2 separate regions of the Homo sapiens genome follow, and region 2 is linked to region 1. Evidence: chromatin loops called from intact Hi-C (ENCODE). Cell type or tissue: endothelial cell of umbilical vein. All regions are shown on one strand. Each heading gives the region's core, and the rest is flanking DNA. Links, peaks and the distances in the headings are about the cores only.

What was found. A loop is a pair of places that touch in the nucleus more often than their neighbours do. Peaks named below come from ENCODE experiments on the same cell type or tissue, not always from the same donor. Only the 100,000 strongest peaks of a DNase experiment are listed, where the experiment ranks them.
Region 2: it touches region 1 in a loop (2.9-fold over the local background); 10 of 110 quality-filtered maps call a loop at or near these places.

Annotation. Positions count from the first base shown.
Region 1 is chr20:6,630,637-6,642,601 of GRCh38, forward strand. No RefSeq gene overlaps it. Among named protein-coding and RNA genes, the nearest start is that of LINC01713, 100 kb to the right of the region's middle. RefSeq lists an enhancer at 6,615-7,128. In endothelial cell of umbilical vein, for the core only: a CTCF peak has its summit at 5,740 (motif pointing right); a DNase peak (open chromatin) is centred at 5,815.
Region 2 is chr20:6,694,917-6,706,881 of GRCh38, forward strand. No RefSeq gene overlaps it. Among named protein-coding and RNA genes, the nearest start is that of LINC01713, 35 kb to the right of the region's middle. RefSeq lists enhancers at 2,092-2,723, 2,659-3,858, 2,724-3,354, 11,066-11,360 and a silencer at 11,066-11,360. In endothelial cell of umbilical vein, for the core only: no CTCF peak of the experiment used is centred there; DNase peaks (open chromatin) are centred at 6,185 and 7,465; H3K27ac peaks cover 2,014 bases.

The sequences.
Region 1 (11,965 bases), core at 4,293-6,792:
TTCCTTCTGTCTGTCCTCCAATCTCTCCAGTGGTTTTCGTTGACTAAACCAAGCCAGAAGCCACTTGGCAAGAGAGTCCAGGAAATGGAGCTTGCAAAGGAAGGGCAGGGGAAGGATTTAAGAGCAAACCAACAAATAACCCAGCACACTGGTTGCAATATTTGTTCTCAAGTCTTACACTTTTCGGTAGTTCTGAGATTTCTGCTGTCTGCTGCCAAAACTTTTTGGCTCCTGAGGGGTCCACTCTTGACACCCCAGCATCTTCCTGCTAGTGGTTTAAAAGACATGCAGATGCAGAATGTCATGGGCCTGGGTCTAGCCTATTGGTCTGGGTTTTTTTTAATTCAACGTTAAGCCACAATTTAGTAATCCACTGTGACCTCTACCCTCCATCCCCTACTCCTAATTGCCACTCCTCACCCAACTATGAAGATCTATTCACAGCCATAATGTGGGAGGGCATATTGGTGGAACGCTCATTTGCTAACAGAGCATGTGTGCAATTGTTTATGAAGATTTGTACATTATTGATATATCTTTCACTTTTAGTCACTGGGTCCACCAAGGTACTTCTATAGCTGGTAGCTTACTCTTTCTTCTACCACTCTCCTTCATCATACCAATATTTTTTCCTTTGTTTACCTTCATGGGGTCTTTTATGCTTCCTTGCCAGTTCTAAAGCATGTGTGAAGAGCAGATACATCTATGTAAATGGTTTATATTTACTGTGAAAACTTATGAAATATTTATGAATTATTAATGTCGTTTCTAGGGCCACAATAAATCTCTCTTTTTCTCTCTCTCTCTGTGTGTGTAGTGTGTGTGTCTTTCTCTCTCTCTGAAGTGTAACCCTTCAATATGGTATAACTTTCTCAGACTGATTCTGCTACTCACTCAGGAGGGAATGTTAAATTCTACTTATTTTGCTTCAGTTTGTAAACTTTCTAGTGTTCTCTTTTTTCAAACTGGATTGTTAGATTATCTGAGGGTACCCACTCCCTTTGTTCAGAGCACAGCATTTGGTGGGCTGTAAAACAGAAGAGCTCCTTCAGACTTGTTTGACAAATGAGAGGAAAGGGGCAATGGTGGCAGGAGCTTGTACAGATAAAAAGGCTCTTCACCTTGGGCCAAAAGGTGCTACTTGGCACCACCTCCACTTCCTGCTTTTGCTCAGGAAAGAAATCTGACAAAGCAGGAGACAGTCCTTGCCTTGCCTTCCTCACTCACAACCCCCTTTTTTGAGAACTGCCATCTTGTTCTCAAGATGGGCCATATACTAGTCTCTATTTCTATTTCTCCAGCTCTTGTCCATGCCACCCAGACAACTATGATGGCCTCTCCTTAGTTATTACCCTGTAGATTAGTTTTGCATTATTGGATAAATGGAATCCTATAGTTTTCGTTTGGAATAATTTAGTCTTCGGAATCTCTTACTTAACATGATGCTTGTGGAATTCACCATGTAGTTGCATACAGCAATATTTTATTTATTCTTTTGCTGAATATTATTCCATTACTTTTGCCAGTTTGAATGGATTTCTTTCTTACAGTCAAGTAGGCCATGACTAAGGGAGATAATGAAGCATGGAATTGTCTTTTCCAGAGAAACCACAGGCATGGAATAAGAATTCCCTGAGGAGGCCTTTTCTGTCCTTTCTTCATCAAGCTGCGACATTATTTTCATATTCAGAGAACTTCAGAGCAACACCGAGTTTCGCTGAGTGGGTTCAGAGTTCCATATGGCAGCTGTCTCAGTTCCTGGCACGAGGCCAAAGGATGACAGTTCTTATCTTCTTTCATGTTCTTTTGCCCAACCTTAGGGAATATTTCTTTACCCTGTGATTGCTCATATCTGAAAATCTTACTCACACTCTACAATCTTCCATCAGCCCAATGCCATGTGGTGTTAACCCTTTGCATGCTGCAGTGTTGAGCTGCAAACCTGCCCTTTTCTTGCAGTAATCCAAAGTGCCCGTAAAGTCTTGAGGCAGACAATGTTATTTTGTCATGTATGTTCATATAATATCAGCAAATCATTCATTGTGTCTTTGTCTATCTTCCAGACATGGTGGTTGCTTTGTAGAATCAAAATTTCTGTTATCTTTTTTCATAATTAGTTAATAAATTCAAGTTGAGCTAAGGAGCCAGGTGAAGCCACTGTGATTTGGGCAAGGTTCCCATCGATAGACATGTGCTTTCAGACACAAGATGTGCTTTCAGACATACAATTCTGTTTGGCCAGAGTAGAATAGAATGGGTGGTGCACACTTTCATTATGTAAGTACACCCTGTTTTTCCCATTGGTAATAATATCTTAAGGAGCGCAAGGAAATTCAGGAAGGAACATTTCATAATGTCAAGAATACCTACTAAGTAAATTATTCTTTAGAATAAATCTGAGAGATGGATTGTCATACCAAAGCCAATAGAAACTGAAGCATGATAATGTCAATGCATATTTTCCCTGATATACTGTAGATCCGTAGTTTTAAAAGCCTGCTTTTTTATTTTGCTAGCTGAATCTCTTTTATCTTGCTGCCACTCTTCTCATGGGATGCCTCAAAATCCTACAGACTCTTGCCTGGCAATGGGGAAAAATGAGGGTGTTTACCACTAAGAAAGCCAATTAAAGAAGTAACTGATGGATTATCCAGCCCATAGACCAAACAAAATGGACGTTACTTCATGTCTTCAAATATCTAGGCACTGGAATCAGAAAATGAACTCCCAATCAGACTTCCCTGCTTTTCCTGCAGGGAAAATGAGATGCAAAGCAGAGTCAGAGAAAAATAGCAAATGGCCATTTGTCTGCTGGGAGATAAAAATCTTACTCAGAGGTCAAGTCACATTCAAACTGGTTGATCCCATGGAGACTGACTCTGTCCTGTGGGACATTTCTTCTCTCCTCCTGTCTCTACCTTTCTTTTCTCTGTCTCTCCCACCCTTCCTCTTTTTATTTGCCCCCACTCAGGGTGCAGATACAGGTTTTGTAAGGCTGAAGTTTAAATGACAGTCAGGGGCCAGAGGAAGAGGAAGATATTATTATAAGTAGCAATGAAGTAAACATTTATCTAAAATTAAAAAAAAATAAATCACCAGAAATTGCAAATGTTTAAATGTTGAAAGTCCTTCAACATTATTCAATACCAAAAAAGTTACACCATGTTTTTTAATGAGCTGCTTTATACTTTTTCCTACACGTTTGGCTGTATTCCCTTTGATTGCCTTTTGATATGACAATGGATTTTATATATAATCTTTAATAGAAAACAGAAAGATAATTTAGTTTTTGGGCTAGCATGGTTGATCAAAATCTATTTTTTATTGGCTGAAATGCGTAAAATGCAAAAACCCACCTCATACACAAGCGCACCCATTTTTCTTTTAGTTTTTAGTACTGCAACAAGAACATGCCCTACAAACACAGAAATTGTGATATGTTTTGTTTCACTTGTTTCCCATAAAAACTGTACGGTGCATTTATGATTGTATATGTTGGGAAATTCTGTGTATTCTGATAGCAGAGAACTTGCATTTTGACAAGAACTGAATGCTCCACTTATAACTTCACAAACTGTAGACTAGCTTCAGAGTCCTACCTTCGAGCCTTGTTTCTTGTCCACCACTTGTACAGCTGCCATGTCAAGTACCACAGGCCTTATTCATGCCCTGATACAAGGTGGACATTGCACCTTCTTGTCAAGACACTGGATGAGTTTACACAGCAGGCAACAGGAGTATTTCTGGAAGCCATTACTACACTACAGTGGAAAACGATAACATTACACATTATACATGTGACTATGAACCGCTTAACTGTTTCCACTAAATAATAAGTAAATGCATCTCTAATTCAACTTTCCCTTCTATATATCATCCCCCAAACACTCACCCCCATTCAACAACACCTAACACAAAGGGAATTGTGGTGGAGCAGAAGTTAAAGTGGAAACAGACAGCTGTCTTAATTGATTATGATGCAATTTTTTTTTTCTGAAAATGTTTCAAAATCAAAAGATGATAGGAATTATTTTTGAAGTCTGTCCCAGGGTGTGGGAGGGTCTGTAGGAACTAGGTCCCTGACATTTGAACTTCCTGGCAAAGCTTCCTTCCTTAATGCTGGCAATGGCCAACTTAGTGTCTGGTCTTCTGCTTTCCCAACCCAGAAATGTGAAGCTTCTGGTTGCTGAGGAGGTCCTAGCCCTCAGGTGGAACGGTGCCATGTGTCCTGGAGCCCAGATACTGCCTGGGCAGAGAGGTCTGATCACACACAGAGATGGGTGTTGGCCTAGGCTTTCCAGATGAAAACAGTGTGACTGATGGCTACTGAGGTGGGGCTTTGGAAACTGGGTCCTTTCAGCCCATGGATGAAGCCTGAGATGTCATGCCCAGTGTTTGAAGCTTACAGACCCAGCTCAATTGACTAATAAGAAGCCTGCTTTGTGCATTTAACTCTTCGGTGTTTCCTCCCTCCCTCCCTCACTCCCTTCCTCTCTCCCTCCCTCCCTTCCTCTCTCCCTCCCTCCCTTCCTCTCTCCCTCCCTCCATTCCTCTCTCCCTCCCTCCCTTCCTTCCTCTCTCCCTCCCTCCCTTCCTCTCTCCCTCCCTCCCTTCCTTCCTCTATCCCTCCCTTGCCCCTTCTTTCTTTCCTTTACTTCCTTCCTTCCTTCCTTCCTTCCTTCCTTCCTTCCTTCTTTCCTTCCTTCTTTCTTTCATTTAATCATCCTGATAGGACACTGAACTAAAAGCTTGAACCCTGGGTTTCTGTTCTGATCTACCACTCATAGCTGTGTGTCCTTGAACAATCCCTTCATGCTTCTGAACCTCACTTTCATTATCTATAAAGAAAGCAAGTGAACTTGACAGTCTCTTGGTTTCCTGCCCTCAGTAACATCTGATTTTTCTAGGTCTGATTAGTATGCCAAATCACATGTGATGTTGAAATGTGTGAGGTTATGTTCTCACCACTAAGTCATTCCCACTGAATCTTTATAAATGTAAGCTAAATATTAAGTAAGTAGTGTGAACCCAGGATTACACAGTTGCTTCACATGGATATCTCAGGTAATTCCCCAACAACTAATGTTTTCAGAAAAAATGTATCTGTCACTTGAGATGTCCCGGGTACTGTGAAGAGCTCTTGCAACAAAGCCCACATCATGTAAGTAAGTCCTCATGACCACCTTAATAGTTGTGTGATATTATTGTATTCCTTATTTTAGAGAAGAGGAAACTGAGGCACAGGAAGTTTGAGTACTAGAGTGTCAAAGTCATACAGCTAGTAAGTGTCACGGTCATCACCTCCAATTATCTCTAAGCCACAGATGACAGCAATTAAATGATTTACCCAGGATTATTCACCCTAGATGGCAGAGATAGAAATAGAATTTCATTGCCTCTAGATAATGGGACAGTATAAGAAAACTCCACTCACTTGAAGTTCTTTCCAATTGACAAATGTAGTTGGCAATTTATTACCCCAGAGAAATACTTTTTCCCCTTGCTTTTAGATGTATCTGTTGTTAAAAGGGGGGAACAAAAGTATCAATTTTGTATAAAGAGTTCGGAAATAATTTGAGTTTTACAGGGTGTCACTTAATCTTTGAATCTGGTTTTATTCGGTAATATTTTGAAAACTACTCAGGCCAAAAAATCCGGATAAAACTACTGTCCTGGCACCAAAAATGGAAGAAATGGTAACTGCTGTTCCCTGCATCCTAGGCATTTCCCTGGGCTTACATAGAATTTATTCCAATGTTCCACCAGGTGGTGCTCTGGTGAAGACATGGTTCTCAGGCTCTCCAACCCCTTGACGTTATGCTTGGAAATATTTTGAGTAGATTAAGTCATTTCTCCTAAGAAAGAGGCTGCCCAGTAAAAGGAATATGATTGCCCATTTTGCCAATAAGACACAACGTGCACACAGAGAAAAGTCCAACGGGAATCCTCAGATAAAGGACAATCGTCCCTGAAAAAGTCAGTCCCAAAACATCTAAGAAGGTATTAGAACAGTGGTCTTGGCTGAGTCTTATGGGACTAGAATCAGGAATTTGGAGCTTGCGTTTCTGCTACTAATCTATGAGTCATTTGGAGAACCTCATTCTTCTCTGGACTGCAGTGTCCTCACCTATAAAATGTGTATAAGTGTACTGGGGTGGTGGGGAGGGGGTTAGACTGTATCAGCCTTCTTCTACAGGGGGCTCATAAGCCCAATCAATGGTATTTGTAGTCCAACCTCCTGAAGCTGTGAAAAAAACTTTGTGTGTACACATATTTTTCTGGGAAGAAGGTCCATTGCTTTGGACAGATCTAATCAGAAGCCAGGAGTCCTAAAATGTTAACATCTGGATCAGATCATTTCTAAGGTCCTCTCCAAGCTTCAGTATTCTATGATGTTATAATCTTTCTGGGAAGGAACTTGTGGCTGTCAAATTAATTGGATATCCCTAGCTATGTTCTAGCCGCATCCTTTCTTATGTACTCTCTAATGATTTTGTTAAGGCAGTCACACCTAAGTTAACAGAGTCCTGCAACACCCTCTCTACTAGATTAGGTGGCACATCATGTGACTGATGTGGTTCATTAGGGAGCCAAGAGAGACCAGAGGAGCTGTGAGAGCAACTGGCCAGATCCCACAGGAGCTCAGTGGTGGAAGCAGGTGCTAATTACCATCCTTTGGAGGAACAGGATATGCATTTTTTGGGAGTGGGTAAGAATTTCTGGTTAGACAAGCTCCAAATTCTTTGGCCTACTTTGAAGGCACTGCCTGTTCCATTGGCTAGGATGAGATTTTGTTTCCTGATGAGCACCAGCTCAGCCAGGAAGGAAGGCTCAGAAAAGGAGGTGTGGATATTCTTTGTGGAGGAATTGTCATGCAAATAAAGGCTCCTTCCCAACCCAAGGTGTAACTGTGAGGGAGTGTCAGGGTCCCACCTTTCTGGCTCAGGAAAAACATATCTCTTACTTTTTTACAGGAGTAGGTTTGGTAGCTGAGTAATGTAATTATATAGATTATAGATTACCAACAAACACTGAGATTTCAACCTGTTCTGGATATATATTATTTGTGAGGGGAGGGGCTTGGAGAAAAAGAGCAGGAATATTGGTTGGGATGTAGCCAATGGGAGAACCCCATTATTAAACAGAGAGTGCAGTCCAAGCATTGCACCCACAAGAGGAATTCAATGTAGGGAGATATTGGGAGTAGAGATCAGTGCTTGGGAGAGAGGAGCTGGGAAAGAAAGCAATTCCTCCAAAGGCTCTAAGTCAGCGTGTTGTCCAGAACGGAAATTGAGTATAGGAAGAGAGATTCTTTCTTGGACTTTGGAATATCTAGTCTGGTTCCTTTTCAGAATGATCAGACCACCTTCCTTACCTATTGCCTGGGCCAATGGTTCTCAGCCCTGGCTCTGCATTAAAACCACCTTTTAAAAATTTGGCAATCTCTGGGCCAGGTGCGGTGGCTCAAACCTGTAATCCCAGCACTTTGGAAGGCCAAGGCAGGTGGATCACTTGAGGTCAGGAGTTCGAGACCACCCTGGCCAACATGGCAAAACCCTGTCTCTACTAAAAATACAAAAATTAGCCGGGTGTGGTGGCATGTGCCTGTAATTCCAGTTATTGAGGAGGCTGAGGCAGGAGAATTGCTTGAACCTGGGAGGCAGAGGTTGCAGTGAGCCGAGATCATGCCACTGCACTCCGGCCTGGGTAACAGAGCAAGACTCTGTCTCAAAAACAAAAAACAAAAACAAAAAACTTAATGATGTCTTGGTTTCATGCTAAATCAGTAAGTCAGAATATCTGAGGTTAGAGCCTAGCATTGCTACTAAAAAAGTTATTTCCTTGTGACTTTAATATGCTGCCAAGGTTGAGAACCACTGGCCTACACCAATGATGGAAAACATGGAACATGCATGCTGATAACCCCCTCCCAAGTTCATGGAATGTGTTTGTTTAGTAATTACAACATTCTTTGTGCACTACAGAACTTGTGCACAATGCCTGGAACATAGCAGTTGCTCAATAAACATTTATTAAATCTAGTGATCTTTGGGGCAAGATGGGGTGGTGATATCTTTCACTTCAGCACCCATTTTAATTTATTCCTTTTCATTAAAAGGACAGTGAAAAATCATCTTTTTTTTTTTTTTTTTAGACAGATTTTCACTTTTGTCACTCAGGCTAGAGTGCAATGGCACGATCTTGGCTCACTGCAACCTCCGCCTCCTGGTTCAAGTGATTATCCTGCTCAGCCTCCCGAGTAGCTGGGATTACAGGCACCTGCCACCATGCCTGGCTAATTTTTATATTTTCAGTAGAGACGGGGTTTCACCATATTGGCCAGGCTGGTCTCGAACTCCTGACCTCAGGTGATACACCCACTTTGGCCTCCCAAAGTGCTGGAATTACAGGTGTGAGCCACCACGCCCCACCATCCTTTCTATTTACAATTCTCCTTCTATTTGAAGTATGCTTCCTCTTTTGTTGTTGTTGTTGTTCTTTTCTCTCATTACTTTCTTCCTCTCCTTTCTTGGAAAGATACATACTAATTCCAAGAAGTTAGGGTGGAAGTAAACAACATGGAAGGAAGAAGAAGAACAGCACTATCGTAGTTTCCTTGATTATTGGTCTCAGGTGATGCCTTGGGGAGCACAAATCCCACCCCAACCCCAAAGAGAAGGAGCTCTGTCATGGATCTCAAGAAAACCAGGCCAACCCAATGAGGCCCCCTTGGCCCAAGGAGGTGGCAACACTTTCAGAGGGATGAATAAAGGAGATGGAAATAAAACTGGGACATGAAAAAGCCTTTTTCAAAAAGAAGCTCTCTTTTGTTCCCGCACCATGTTGTCATCAGTAAGCAGGCTTGCTTATGGAATGCCACGATGGATCCAGATAAAGAAAACAGCCTGTGAAGCAGGACAGGTTTACCCCAGATTTCAGGGGAGAGGGGTATTCCTCATCCCATGAGGATGGTCAGTCTAGAGGGTTAAGAACAGTGTGTGGAGGAAAAAGAAAGAATAAATTCCTTAGGGTATTTTTATCATAAGCCTTCAGTTAAAGGAAAAGGAAATATTAAAACTTATGCAAGGGCCAGTTCCACTCTCCAGGGTCTCAGAGCTGTTCCTAGAAATAGTGTGCATTTTTCCTTGGCTACATAGGTGCTTCAAGACATTTTCTTTTCATACAATTATCACAGTTTATTAGCATGTATTTGTGTATTGCCTACTTTATTATTCCATTCTCACACTGCTAATGAAGACATACCCAAGACTGGGTAATTTATAAAGAAAGAGGTTTAATGGGCTCACAGTTCCACATGGCTGGGGAGGCCTTACAATTGTGGCAGGAGGTGAAGGAGGAGCAAAGGCACATCTTACATGGCAGCAGGCAAGAGGGCATGTGCAGGCTAACTGCCCTTTATAAAACCATCAGATCTCATGAGACTTATTGACTATCATGAGAACAGCATGGAAAAGACCTGCCCCCATGATGTAGTTACCTCCCATCAGGTCCTCCCCACCCCACAACACATGGGGATTATAGGGCTACAATTCAAGATGAGATTTGGGTGAGGATACAGCCAAACCATATCACCTACCTTACTCATTAGTCTCTTGGTTCAATACTGAATCCCCAGTACCTTGAATATTAGCACGTACAGGTCACTCAAAACTGTGTGTTCGGTGAATGAATAAATTGCACAAAAATTCCCACAGCATTTATTGTCCAAAGAGGCAGAGAATGATTGGCAGTAATTTATTATTATCCTATTTATTTATATTTTTATTTGTTAAATCAGTCCTTTGTTAAGGCGATTTTTCTAATTTGATTAAAAAATTTATAGCCTATGTGTGATGTGAGGAGAGACATAAAAGACTGGGTGTGTCCTATGAAGCCTCTCAGAGCTCATAGTCTAGAAGGAGAGATAATCAATGAGGCAATATTGAAAGCATCACTTAGGTCTCAGGGTACTCTGGGGCCACACAGAAACATGCCTTCCCAGACAGGCACAGCTTCCAAGAGGATATTTGGGAAGAAAACTATGGCAAACAATGAAAACCAAGGGAAGGGTCAGCTGTAGGGAGGAGAATGCTTCCTTCCTGTTTGGGAATGGGTACAGAATGGATCAGAGGGGTGAGCAAAAGTTGGGGGGATTAGTTAGGCAACTGGTGCAATAAATCAGGAGAAATGGATGAAGACCTAAGATCAGGCAGTATGTGGAAATTGTAAGAAGGGATGGATAAAATGTGAAGGAAATAGGGTTGAGGGCATTTGTGGGGTGATGGAAACTAGGAGCAGAGGAGAGACTAAAAAGGAGCATTTGCAGTAGTGAGAAAACCAGGCAAAGAGGAGTTGAGGAGTTAGGAAACTAAACCAGCGTACTAAACAGAAGGAGTGGTCCGAAGTGTCAAACGCTGTTGATTGTGGCAGAATAAACAGCAGTGGTGAAATGAAGACAGGAGGTAGGTTATAGGTGAGAGAGGAGTGAAGTGCTAATGTCTCTTTCTGTAATAGATGCTCTACCTAGAAAAAAAAAAAGAGAGAGAGAGAGAGGTGGGATGGTAGCTAGAGGGAGATGTAGGACCAAGCTAAAACTTCTAAAATGGAAGGAAATTTTCAGTTGTGTAGGCGAGAGGAAGGATCCAGTGAAAAGGGAGAAAAAAGAGGAATTGGGATATGTGTTTTACCCTTTTGCTATGGATTCCACCTTTAAACACTTTTGTTATCATCTTCAATGACTTCCTTCTGACGCATTGTTAGACTCTCCTGCTGAAGCAAGTGCTCAATCATACTGCAAGCCTCAGACAGCATCTAATCAAACCTGATCATTCCCACTTAGCTGGCTTCTGATAGTTGGGTTACTTTATCTCTTGGCTCAGAGATTCCTAATTTGCTGTTCACAGATCCTCATGGGGTCCACATATAAAATTGTACCTTACCATAATTCATTTCATAATCTATGTATTGTTTCATGCTTTTGAAAGGATATATTGGCTTCCCCAGTCTGCCAAAGAAGTCCATGACACAAAGATACCCCCAAACCCTTCATCGATATACTCTAAGTTACAGCTATGACAAGCTCTGTATTTAGAAACTAACAACTTTCTCCTGTTTCCTGTGGATCACCCACTTACCTTCTCTGTTCCAGATCAATGAATCAGGGAAATTAATAGACTGGAAATGTCTTCTACCAATTATTCCCAAAGATACGTAATAATCACCTCGAGAAATAGACAAAAGAATAGATTCCAAAATCCCATATTACAAAATCCCATTCTGAAAAACCCTGAATTTAGTACATTTAAAAAGGAAACCAAGAATCTGCCTTTTTAAAACAAGCTCCTTGGCTAATTTTAATGCAGATAGCCTTTGGACAACACAAAGAAACATATCACTTATCTTTCCCTGGCTTTTTTTAAAATGTGTCCTAAATATGATTAATTCTATTGAACATGTTCAGTTACTTTGAGAAATATCAAATCCTCAAACTTAAATCTTTTCCAAGTTTCCCCAAAGAAATGCCGCCATCTCTAATCTTTACTCACGTGAACAAACCAATCTCTGTTGGTATTTGTTTAAACATTTTGAGAGGCTCATCACATCACAGAGAATGACATACAAATCACAGCACATAGGGAAATGGCTGTGTGTATGGAACTTTTCAGAATGGAGGGAAAAGGGAACAATATTCTTAGAGAGGTACAGTTTTAAATTTTTGGAAATCGCAAAGCTTATAAATATAAGAAATGAGTTTAAGGGAAGATAAAATGTAATAGGTGGTGATGCGGCCAGGAAAAACAAAAAGCCTAAATAATACAATTAACATTTTTTTTTTTCCTGTGAAGCAGCCACAAAGTAAACCAGGAATTTCCTCTAATACCAAACCATCAGATGGGTTTTCCTGGGAGTTACTTCCCACACCTGAACAAAATTTCAGCTGATCCCAAGTGACACAGTGTGTAAC
Region 2 (11,965 bases), core at 5,919-8,418, 66 kb after region 1:
CCCACAAAAATGTGGGGCACTTATAGCATCGAAAAGGCAGAGATAAAGAAAAAGGAAAAAGCTAAAAAGTAATTTAAAAGATTGAGAAAACCAGTGTGAACATTTCAAACGTAGAGGAAGGAAACTGCTATGCATGGCACACCTACTGTGTGTCATGCATTTCTGCATGCACTAACTTATTTAATTTTTACATTAAAGAAGTGAGGTCTGTGATACCAGAGTGCCTGTGTGCATTGGTGTAAGTTGTTCACTGCACAAGGGGCACAGTGAGGACAGAGGGGCATTGGAACCCAGCCTGTGCTCTGCCCAACATGCTGCAAACTGGCCTGGAGGAAGGGGCATCGTTTTCTAATTTGCACAAAGATATTATCTTAGTCTGGGTTCCCCCAAAGCAAGTGTGAGGCAAGAATTTGGATGCAGGCAGTTTTTTGAGAGGTAATTCTGGGGAGAACAGTGGGGGAAGTAAGGGGAGAAAGGGAAGGAAGGAAGGCCACATGAATGGATGAGTGGTTACCCTTATGAGCAACTGAGGCTTAATCCCACCATGGACCCTCTAAGACAGTGGTCATCAGCTTTTTTGGCATCAGGGACCAGTTTCATGGAAGACAGTTTTTCCACGGACTGGGGTGGTGGGGGATGGTTTGGAGGTGATTCAAGTGCATTATGTTTATTGTACACGTTATTTATATTATGATTACATTGTAATATATAATGAAATAATTATACAACTCACCATAATGTAGAATCAGTGGGAGCCCTGAGCTTGTTTTCCTGCAGCTAGACCATCTCATCTGGGGGTGATGGGAGACAGTGACAGATCATCAGGGATTAGATTCTCATAAGGAGCACACAGTCTAGATCCCTCCTATGAGCACTTCACAGTAGGGTTTGCACTCCTATGAGAGTCTAATGCCCTGGCTGATCTGACAGGAGGCAGAACTTAGGCAGTAATGGGATCGATGGGGAATGGCTTAAATACAGATGCAGCTTCACTCACTCACCTTCTACTGTGCAGCCTGGTTCCTAACAGACCATAGACTGGTATCAGTCTGTGGCCCAGGGGTTGGGGAGCCCAGTTCTAAGAGACTGTGTGGAACATGCTCAGAGCTGTCCCAGTGAGGGGCAAAGAACTTGCGGTATTCCTGCCATGTTAATTTCCATACCTCAGAAGTTACGTGTTGCTCCTAGGGCACCAATGCCTTGGCACATGGGTCAAGCACAGTCCTGTGGCCAGAGAGCAACCTCAGGCAGAGAGACACAGGAGACCATCTGTGTGTTGAGAACTACTGCAGATGACCTCAGGTGACCCAAAAGGGTATGATGGGCCCTGCTAGCTGGAATACTCAGAGATGTGGGTAGATAACCCACATACGGACATGTGTTTGTTCACTGGACATTCGTTTTTCAACTGTTCCTTTTATAGTACAATGATTGTAAAAATGTCAGCTGTCTTGCCTTTGAAAGGAGAGTTAAATAGCAAAAGAATAATCCAGAAGGCTGGGTGTCCAACCGCATTCCAGGCCCAGAATCATTATTTTGTGTCGTTTACATAAATTCTCAGTTATGAATGATTCCATTTTAGGACATGAATAGGCTGAACTTCTACTGCATATACAAGTTTTTCCAGCCTTTTCCATCTCCCTGAATTAGTTCATTGTGAAATAGGTTGCCTGATGGCTGAAAAAGACAAAAAACTTCAAGAGTTTTGGCACTCCTCAAGTCTTCCATGCCGCCTCTGTTTGTTGTATAGTATTAGTGAATCGCAATGTGGCACACACCGATCATCCTAAAAATATGTCCAGAAAAGTTGCATAGATTGTGTGTGGCCCTGTGTGTGTGTGTGTGTGTGTGTGTGTGTGTGCATATGTATGTGTATGTTTATACATCTAGCTTCTTCCCCCATTCTCCCACCAACACTGTTTGGGTAGCCAGCCCCCCATCCTCTCTAAAGCCCCCATGCCCTGCAGTAAACACTGAGGCCAGGGCTGTGTGGCAGGACTCCCAGCCAAGCAATAGTAACTCCTGCTGCTGCCTTGAGTAACCAGGAATTCTCCATGTCTCATGAGTCCTGCTCATTGGGCTGACAAATGGTGACTGAGAAATACTCGCCTTTTGTGGTGTCCTTTGTTGTTTCATGTGTAATATGCCCTAAGCATTTTATGTCCAAAGAGAGAAAAGAAGAGAAGAGGGAAATTAATTCCAATTTCAGCAAGGTGTGAGGCAAAGAGTATCATCTGGGGGAGAATGAAGAACTATGACTATTCAAGTGGCAATGTCTTATGGTTAATTAAGTCTGGTGTTCCGTTTTAGAGGTGAAAACTGAGACCAAGGGAACTGAAGTGGCTTGGTCAAAGCCACGTGGACTCTTGGGCTCTGGACCCTGTCTCCTGGCTCTCTCTTTTGCAACAGGACGCTTGTGTTCCCTCTCTGGTCTTGCCAGCAGACACTCCCTCTGCTAGCCTAGAGAAGTTATTTCACATGCTGGTCGTTCTCCATGTGTCCCCCCAGATGCATCCTCTGCCCTTCTTTGTCCTGCTCTGTGCCCAGGAGGCTGACCCTTGGGACCCACTTCCTGTGCCTCCTAGCTTCCGTGATGTGAGAGAGAAGTTGGAGTGTTTGTCTCCACATTCCTTCGGGTCAGTTCTGGTGTTGACAGTGATCACACCTTCGCTAATGGCCATGACCCCAGTCAGTGGCCTCCCTCCCGTGGCCGCAGCTCTTTCTGGGTTCTGCTGGCATTGACCCTTCCCCTCTGCTCTAAGCCTGGGGATGGTACAGGCTCCCGCTGTTGCTAGCCCCTGGTGGCTTAGCCCCCTGTTGCTTCGCTTCATCCTGTCCACACCTCTGCATGCAGTCACTTCTCTAGAGTCTTTTCCGTTCAGCATCTGAGTGGACTGGGAACTTCCTGCCAGGCCAGAAGGATATGCTGAAGGGTTTCTTCCTTTGACAAATGGGGATAACAACAGTCTACTCGTGGTTTTAGTGAGGATCAAATAGGGTCATGTGTGCAAATGTGCTGTGTCTGTCTGGCCCAGATGAAGGTTTGTCTTCACCAGGGATCATATAAGGATTTTCGGCCAATCATAGCTTATGCCTTAACTAGTTTCTACGTTGGCATATTGCAGGGGCACCCCAACCACCCCTCGCTATTTCTCAGGTCAGCCAAATTGATACCATGTAGCAGAGCCTTGCAGTTTTCACTTTGAAGGCTGTGAAATTGTGGACTCATCCCTTGATCTGGAAGCAAAACTGGGAGACGTCACACATTCCAGCTTCATACCTCAGGCAGCTGCCAGCATTGATCTGCGAGGAGGGCCCTGCCTCTTCTGTCTCCACCTGTTACTTGAAAGCCAGAGAAGAGTGACTCATCAGCGGCCTAATGCAGCAAAGAAGACAAATAAGTCTCAGCAGGTAGGGTGTCCCCAACCATGCTCCACTCAGAGTTCTGAGCAGCAGGGTCAGCCTAGGGAAAAAGGCAAGTGGGAAAAGTCTACTCCAAGGGCCTCGTGCCCCACCCCGCTCTGCCAGTCTCTGCACTCCGACATGTAGCTCCCCCCATCCGCACTCTCACCTGCCCCATCTCCAGAATACTAATCCTCAATCCTCTAAGGACTTAACCAAAGAACATCCCACATCCTTTTAATGACAGCCTATTAAACTTGGTAAAATTCTGATAACATGTGTGAGTGCCTAAAACATGCTGGTACTATCTCAGATGCAGGAAAGACAAAAATGATCGAGACATGTTGTCATTTCATCTCTGCCAACAAATACCATTGTGATTATCTGTGAAATTAACTGATTACTTAAAATAAGCATTCCAAACAACCTGCTGATCAGAGGGGGCCCTGGTAGTTGGCTCTAGCTGTGCTTTGTTAGTGGTTGAGAGTATGGAATTTGGAGCCAGTCTTCTCTGCATTTAAACTTCAGCTCTACCAGGTACATGCTCCATGACAGGAAGGAAGTAACAACTGCTCTGTCTGGAGAGTTGTGCTGGAGCCAACTCAAAAAAGCTGATTTTGCACATCTCTCCCAACTCTGTGTTCACCAGCATCACATTGGTAGTTTAAAATCTATGACGGGCCGGGCACGGTGGCTCATGCCTGGAATTCTAGCACTCTGGGAAGCCAAGGCAGGCAGATCACTTGAGGTCAGGAGTTCCAGACCAACTTGACCAACATGGCAAAACCCTGTCTCTACGAAAAATACAAAAAGGAAAAATTAGTGGGCATGGTGGCAGGCACCTGTAGTCCCAACTACACAGAAGGCTGAGGCAGGAGAATTGCTTGAACCCAGGAGGCGGAGGTTGCAGTGAGCCGAGACCGCACCACTGGGCTCCATCAGGAAGACAGAATAAGTGAGACTCCGTCTCAAAAACAAAACAAAACGAAAAAATTTCTATGATGTAGTGAAGATTTACCCCCTTCAGAAACTGGCTGGCAAATGTTACACATTGGATGGGTTTCTTTCCTTTTCTTTTTTCTTTTCTTTTTCTTTCTTTCTTTCTTTCTTTCTCTCTCTCTTTCTTTCTTTCTTTCTTTCTTTCTTTCTTTCTTTCTTTCTTTCTTTCTCTCCCTCCCTTCCTTCCTTCCCTCACTCCCTCCCTCCTTCCTTCCTTCCTCTTTCTTTCTTTCTCTTTCTTTCTCTCTCTCTCTTTCTTTTTTCTTTTCTTTTCTTTCCATCTTCCTTCCTCTCTCCCCTCTCTCTCTCTTTCTCTTTCTCTCTCTCTCTTTCTTTCTTTTTGGCCTGTGGAGTGAGCTGTGAGATTTACCAGCACATCACTGACTTTTTACTTCATTCCTCATCTCTAGAATGGCAAATAATAACAGTACCTGCTTCATTGGATTGCTGTGAGAATTAAATGATACAGAAGATGTTCATGTCACAATGTGTTTGGTAAATATATATAATCTGCTCTTTTAATTATTTTAATAGTCAATGGAGTATCTGGGTTTCTTTTGGTTAATGATGCAGCAATCAGCTGTCCTAGAAATTGCAGACTGTGCTGACCTGGAGGGAGGAAGACCCTTCCAAACCCCTATCCAGACTCCTATAAGACTCAGATTTTTAAAACAAAGCAAAACACAAAAGCAACTCTTTGCTTGCGGATGACTCAACTTCCTTTTTGGTAGGCTCAACTCTGCTTCCCAGGAATCAGCAGTGATTAGTGATAGAAAGAGTAGCCCTCATGACCCCAGGTGACCATCAGGACGCTAGGGCAGGAAGGAGCCTGTTGATTGAGTGCTGACCTGCAAAATTACCAGCACAGGTGTCCAACAATTTCATTCTTGAGAAGCCAGAGTTGAGTTTCTGGGGTTGCTTTGGAGGGTTCAGGACATGCTGCAGGGTAATAGGAAGGACATGGGGTGAGAAAAAGGTTCCTGCCAAGTTGCTGAAAGACACATGATAGCTCAACAGGGAACCAAGAGTCAGGTTTAATATTGTTTCTGCACCACACTTAATAATTGAGGTCAATGGTTTATCAAGTCCTCACTGAGGGCCACAGAGAGGACAGGCTTCTAAGTGCAGAGAGGCAGCAGTAAAGGCTGAGGCTGCGGGAAACATAATCAGAGTTTAAAACACTAACACTTACCTGCTGGTATGGTTGAGAGGCATTCCAATAACCCTTGGCCCCTGACTTTTCACTGTGCCAAAATCTAAACTATTACACTAGGTCTTGAATAACTTTTGAAAATGTGTGCTTTCCCACCTAGTTAAGGCAAAGTTGCCTCAAAGACAAATATCACATTAGCACAGATGCTCTTATAAGAGCAATTACCATCAATGGTCACTGCCTGGAAGTTGGACCTGGAAATGACATGCTGGATGGTCATAGTCTTGTTAGATGAGGTGTGCGTGTGATGATAAGTGGGAAACAGCTTGATTTAAGGGACACTTTAGTCCATGGCCAGCACAGTAATGATCTTGGGAAGCCTGAAGCTATGTCTTCTGTTGAGCAATAAGGTACAGGGCGCAGAAGGGGCAAAATAAGTCAGGGAGTCCAGTTAACATGTGAGATGGAAACTTAAGGATAGGGACAGAGCACGCACAAAGCCCAGGGACACAGCTTTTTGCTGGACATTTTGCCTGTACTAACTGGTAAATTAGACTGCACAACAGGAAAGAAGCTTGTGATAGCAAAAGGGGTCGAAAACGGGAAGGACACTCAGAGGGCAGGAACTATGACGGGGCTCTGCGGCCTTGTGGGCAGCAGGGAGAGTGTATTTTTGGCCTGCGGGTCTCGTGAGCTGGAAGAAATCAGGAAAGGGAAGCTGAGCATTTAATCCTACATAGATCACAGGCTAATCGTGCCCATTTAGTGTTTGAAAGTGAGAAGTTGTCAAGGCTTTGTGACAGCCTTGAAACCGCAGGCATTAGAGGATAGAAATCCTGAGCCCAGAGGGAGGCAGGCACTCCCATCTGCCCAATTTGGTCTTCAACAGCTTCCAACTCTTCAATATTCCCAAGCAGAATCAGATTAAGCAGAAGTGCTCATAATAGTTCTCCAATTTAGCCTGTATCTTCTCTCTCTTTCTTTTGTCCTGGGGGCCATGTGCCATTAGGAGCAGAGGTTGTGAATGTTCCAGAAATCCCTTTGGGATGCAGGCCTTCCTCCCATGCAGAAAATGCCTACTGAACACACTAAATGCCAGGCACATGCCTTGTACTGGGGTGCAATGGTGAGGGGTGACACCCAGAGGGAGTGTCCCCCTCTTCTGTATTACTTTTTGCCTGACCTTTTCAGTAGACTTCAGAGTTGGTCATCATGACTTCCTGAACTCATCTCCTTCCATCTTTCTCTCCTGAGCTCTGAGAAGCAAAGTCAATTCAAATCCAAAGTGCTGGGCATAGGAGTTTGTTTCGTAAGAATTCAAACTTTATTGTTTTACCTCTAAATCTGGCCTGCTTCTATAGTGCTTGAGACTTAGCAATCTCTCACTACTCTTAGCTGTTTTTGTTGTTGTGGCTGTCAATATTATTTAAAACTGATAAAAACTGCACAGGGAAGTTGACACAGTCAGATATTAAGTTGATATGCCTATCATTGAATGTCTGGAGCAAGGTAACCTCACCTCAGACTTGATTCCTAACAAACTTCAGTGAATATTCAATTTTTGTTTTATCACAAATGTATTATTACACCTGCCTATATGGGAAGGTGAAGATGGGCCAGTTGTTTGCTTTGAAAGGAGGAAAGAGTGAGAATGTACAACTGAATGAAAAAAAATATTTTGGCCACAGACACTTTTTCTCTTGGCTTTACAATAATAAAATATGTAGTGGGATTTTTATTTTGCTTTAGAATTTTTAGTTGTTTTTTCCTTTTTGAAGTGCTCCTTCAGAGGAAACAAATCTTTCTATTGACATTGAAAATGAGTCATAAGAGAAGTGTTGCTACTTTCCTTTTGAGGGATTTTTTTTATTTAGTTTTGTTTCCATTAAGTTTTAGCAACAGGAAAATATGGACTTTCAGCATCCACAGGGATATGATCAAATGGAAACATATGCTCCCTGTTTGTCCATTATTACAAACCATGAGAAAACTCACAAATCACTCATAGACTTTCTAGAAAGGTTGATTTGACAAAATATTTGACAAAATAGCCTACTGCTTCCTTGATATTTCTGAAACCAAATGAGTATTTGTGTTTTGAAAAAGCAAAGTTGATTAAAAAAAAAAAAGCAGCTGATGAAAGGCCCAAAATGCATATGGGTCAACTATGTTTATTGCAGAAACACTAGAGAGTGGATGAGAGATGGGTCAGTGGGCACAGAAGCCCACCTGCAACTGCACTCACACCTTGGCCTACATTGCCAAAGAGACCAATATATCAGCAATTGATTGGAAATACCACAAAGATGAATCACAGATCAGGAAAGCAAATGCCAATCAATGATTGAGCCTAGGCAATAATATATGAGCTAAAGGCATTTATCAAACCTGTGGAAAATTAGAAGACTTGCCTAACATGGCTGAGAATGCTACATATGAACCAACTTTTAGAATAATTCAGTCTTTTTTTTCAGTCCCCTAGAATAAAAAGGGCATATCTAAACTCTTGAATTTATTTTGATTAAATCAAGAATTCCCTCCTGTATCCTCAGGATCTGGTATTGAGTAGGGACACGATAAAACACTTGTCAACTGGAAGGACTCTATCAGCAGCACCTGGGCTCCATTTGATTTTTTAACCTGCTTAGTATTTCCAACCGTAATGACCAAAATGTCTGCCTTCAGTTACAGTATTTGTACCCTGAGGAAATGAAATAATTTAGCCCCCTGGCCCTCCACCCCACTCCGTTTTCTCAGCTGCAAACAAAGGGATTGGACTTTATCTGGTTGCTTTCAGTTCCGTAAAAGAGAGGTCAAATCCACTTTATGTTGTCAAGGATTCTTTTTCTGTTTTGTGAGATACCTGGTTTTTAGATTCCTCTCCCTTTTTAATTTTTCTCCAGTTCTTCCTGCTTTCTGCATCCTCTTCCTGACTTTCCATTGTTTTCTCTTTAACAATCACACACTAGAAAATATGTAGAAGTGAGTGAAAAATACATCTCATGCTCTGTTTAGTGTATCCTCAAAAAGACTTCATGGTAAAAGGGTGGTTAGGATGCTGTGTTCTCTGTGGGTTTCTACTTTTATTGTATTATAATTTATATTTTCATGCTTACTACAACTCTGGCTGTGATTTATTTTTCTATCCCAGATATGGTGAAAAATAATACTAATATGTGTGTTTTTTGTTTTTAGCTGGGTATTAGCAAAAATCATTCCATTTTCCCTGAGACATCTTGCTCCAACCACCTTGCAGTGCAGCTATTTTGATTACTTCATGTCACTATTAATCATGTGCTTAAAGGAAATAGATAAACTTTGAAACAGAATTCAGCTCAGCAAAGGTTTATTCATTATCTCCTGGGTGCCTGGCTCTGGTGCTAGGTGTTTAGAGGGAACAAAGGTGAGTATATCAGGGCCTATGGTGGAGACAGCAGGAGAAGCTGAGTGAGAATTTACATACTCTCATGTGTGACTTATGTATCAAAAGAAAGGCCCAAAGTGCTTGGAGTATTAAGGCAAAGGAGAAATGATGTATGTGTATGGAAGTGATTTGTTTGGGTGAAGTCCTTGGGGTCTGTGAGAGCGAAGCCTTTCCATATCCTGGAGTGCTTGGGTGTGGAATTCAAATCTTCCTCAGTTGGCAAAGGGGTACCAAATGGAAGGCTTTTACCCAGGAAACCATGATGCCACTGGTGCTTTGGGAAGATGAATCTGGCAGGAGTATGCGGGGTAGTCCAGGGCCGGGGGAGGGAGGCCTGGAAAGAGCCTCTCCGTGTCCTGATCCTGGTTGCACTGCTTCTTTGCCAATCCCTACTCCATGTGGTTGCAGCAGCTCACAGCTATAAAAATGTGTTGACCCAAGAGGTTTAATATTAACCAAAGTTATAGTCAAAGTCAATTTGGAGGATTCAAGAAAAAATCTGATGCTAATAGAGAAATAGAAGTCAATATTTGTAATGTGAGTCACAGGCTCAAAATAGAAAAGTAAAACACATCACTGCTACAGTTCCCAGAGGGCTGTGGGTTACACAGCGCAGCAGATCTGTGAACCAGGCCTCACCACCCTCTAGGTCTATTTTAAAATTTCCTCTGGCCCCTTCCTCTAATTCCTAAATTCCAGAGCATGATATTCTAGTGGAACTCACCAGATATCCAGCCCTGGTGAAGTCATAGCTTGTTTTGAGTGGGTCAATGGAAAAAAAAGATTTTTTTCCCTAGTTGTGTATAACCTTCCTCTCTAGTGACGTGGCATGGAACGAACTTATCATGATTTTATTTTGTAGTCCATACTTCATTCTACAGTGGCTATCACTGTTTAAAACTTCATCTCTTATGTGTTGCCTATTTTGAAGAAGGCAGAGGAGAAGAGAGGAAAGCAGAAATATTCAGAATGACATATATTTTTTGTTTTATCACAAAATTTATATATTAATAGCAGAGAGGAGGGTGTTGTCCACTGGAGGGGCTATGACATGTTGAGGAGCTTCTAGAATTTTCTTTAACAGGATGGCTTTTGTGAGCGTTCATGGCGTAGCTTTATCCTGACTCAGATGTTAATCCTGCACAGAGGCTTGAATGTGTTTTCCTGAGTGTGATCAGAAAATGAAAAGATTCATGAAGATAAAGGAAAAAAAAGAGCAAACCATAGCATGTATACCCAATGATCAGCAGTTACTTTCTTAACAGTGCTTCACCTAGTTTATGTTGTGGGATGTACAACACACAAGGCTAAAATTAGCTGCTCTTCACCCAATGTGTTGGAATGCTATAGGGCCAGATAGTATCTTATCACAAGTGACCACAGGAAGGACAATGCATTCCAAACTGAGTCTTCAAGGGCCAAGGCGGGTTTGATAGAGTCTGAGATTTATAACCCAGGCTGCTGTACATGAATCCTCTGGAGGGCCTGAGAAACGTGTGATACTTAGTTCTCCCTTGATTTCTTTTTATTGCTTTGCAAGAAGCCCAGCTTATAAAGTTCAGTTTGAACACTATCTGCTTCAAAGAGGGGCCTGGTGATGAGACCAGAGATGATCAGATAAGAAGGAAAAAGGAAGTGGTGAGGATGGGTGCAGCCAGAACAGAGTGGACTGGCAGCTGATGAACCAACCTGGGCAAGGAAGTAGCTTGAAGGCTGTGTCTCGGGGTTGGCCATTTTTCCTCCTTTCTCATCCGGACCTTGTCAAGATCCTGTGGTTTATCATAAGTTACCAATGCCCAACCAGTATCTGCTTCCTCATCAGCACGATGGTCATAGCCCCATCTCCCTCGCAGCATGTTTTCAGAAGTAATTAATGCTTGTGAGATGTTTTGAGATCACTGATAAAAGACATTCTACCTGCCCAGGGTGTTATTACATTATCTTATTTTCCTCTTCATAGTCAGGATCAAACCCACGATAACTTAGAAATGAGACAAATTAGTAAAACGTGGTATGTGAAGGCTGCCTTAACAATTGGATATGTATTGAACTGGGCATTGTACTTGAATTGTATACACAAAATGTGGTGCTGGGCTACATCTTAAGAAATCTTAATTACTTTCAGATTCTGTCAGGTTACATTTCATGACTCTACTTAGATCTCCTTAGAAATGGTAAATCATTAAGAGCAAGGCATCCACTGACGTTGCCCATCAAAATGGACTTAGTACCTGGCCCCAGAAATGCCCAAACTACACATGACCTTTTGCGCATTTATTTCTGTCTCCTTAGAGGACTGTGTATCTCTTTGAAGAATAGGAGAATAGACAGGATATATAGCAACTGGTAATTTCAGTTTATGATGCTCATGTGAAAATTGGATTGTCACCAAAACCCTTCAGGGTACGATCCTCCTCTTACAAAACTCAGCACTGTACTTCATGTGAGGCATAGATTAAGAAAGCTTTTTCCTTCTCCAAGGAAGGGGCACTGCCTTGAAAGCTTACGTGGTTATTAAGAGTACTTCCATCAGATCTTTCGAAAGAAAGGTGGAGATGACCAAAGGGCAGAAGGTCACCTACGTAATAAGATCCACATGAGACAATAATTAAAATGGAATGCTTAAGGAGGATGCACGTGTCCTGACCATATAATTCTCGATAAAATTACTCTAAATTGATCTCCATTTAAATGAGATTTTCCAAAAGGCCACCTCCCATTTCATCTAAAATTCTTTATAAGAAATTCACGGATGAAACTCAGGGGATAGGAAATGTCCTGAAATGAATGCGAAATGTTATCCACTTGTGCATTTTTCTGGGAAAATAGTTTATCCCCCTTTCCTTATATTTCTAACAAACATGGTCCATGACGCTTAAGAACCACAGTGCCATGTGAAATAGTATAGATTAAGCGTGTGAAATTGATACGCAGTGTAGGTTTGTTTCCAAATGCAGATTAGGCATTTTATTTTCAGACAATATTTA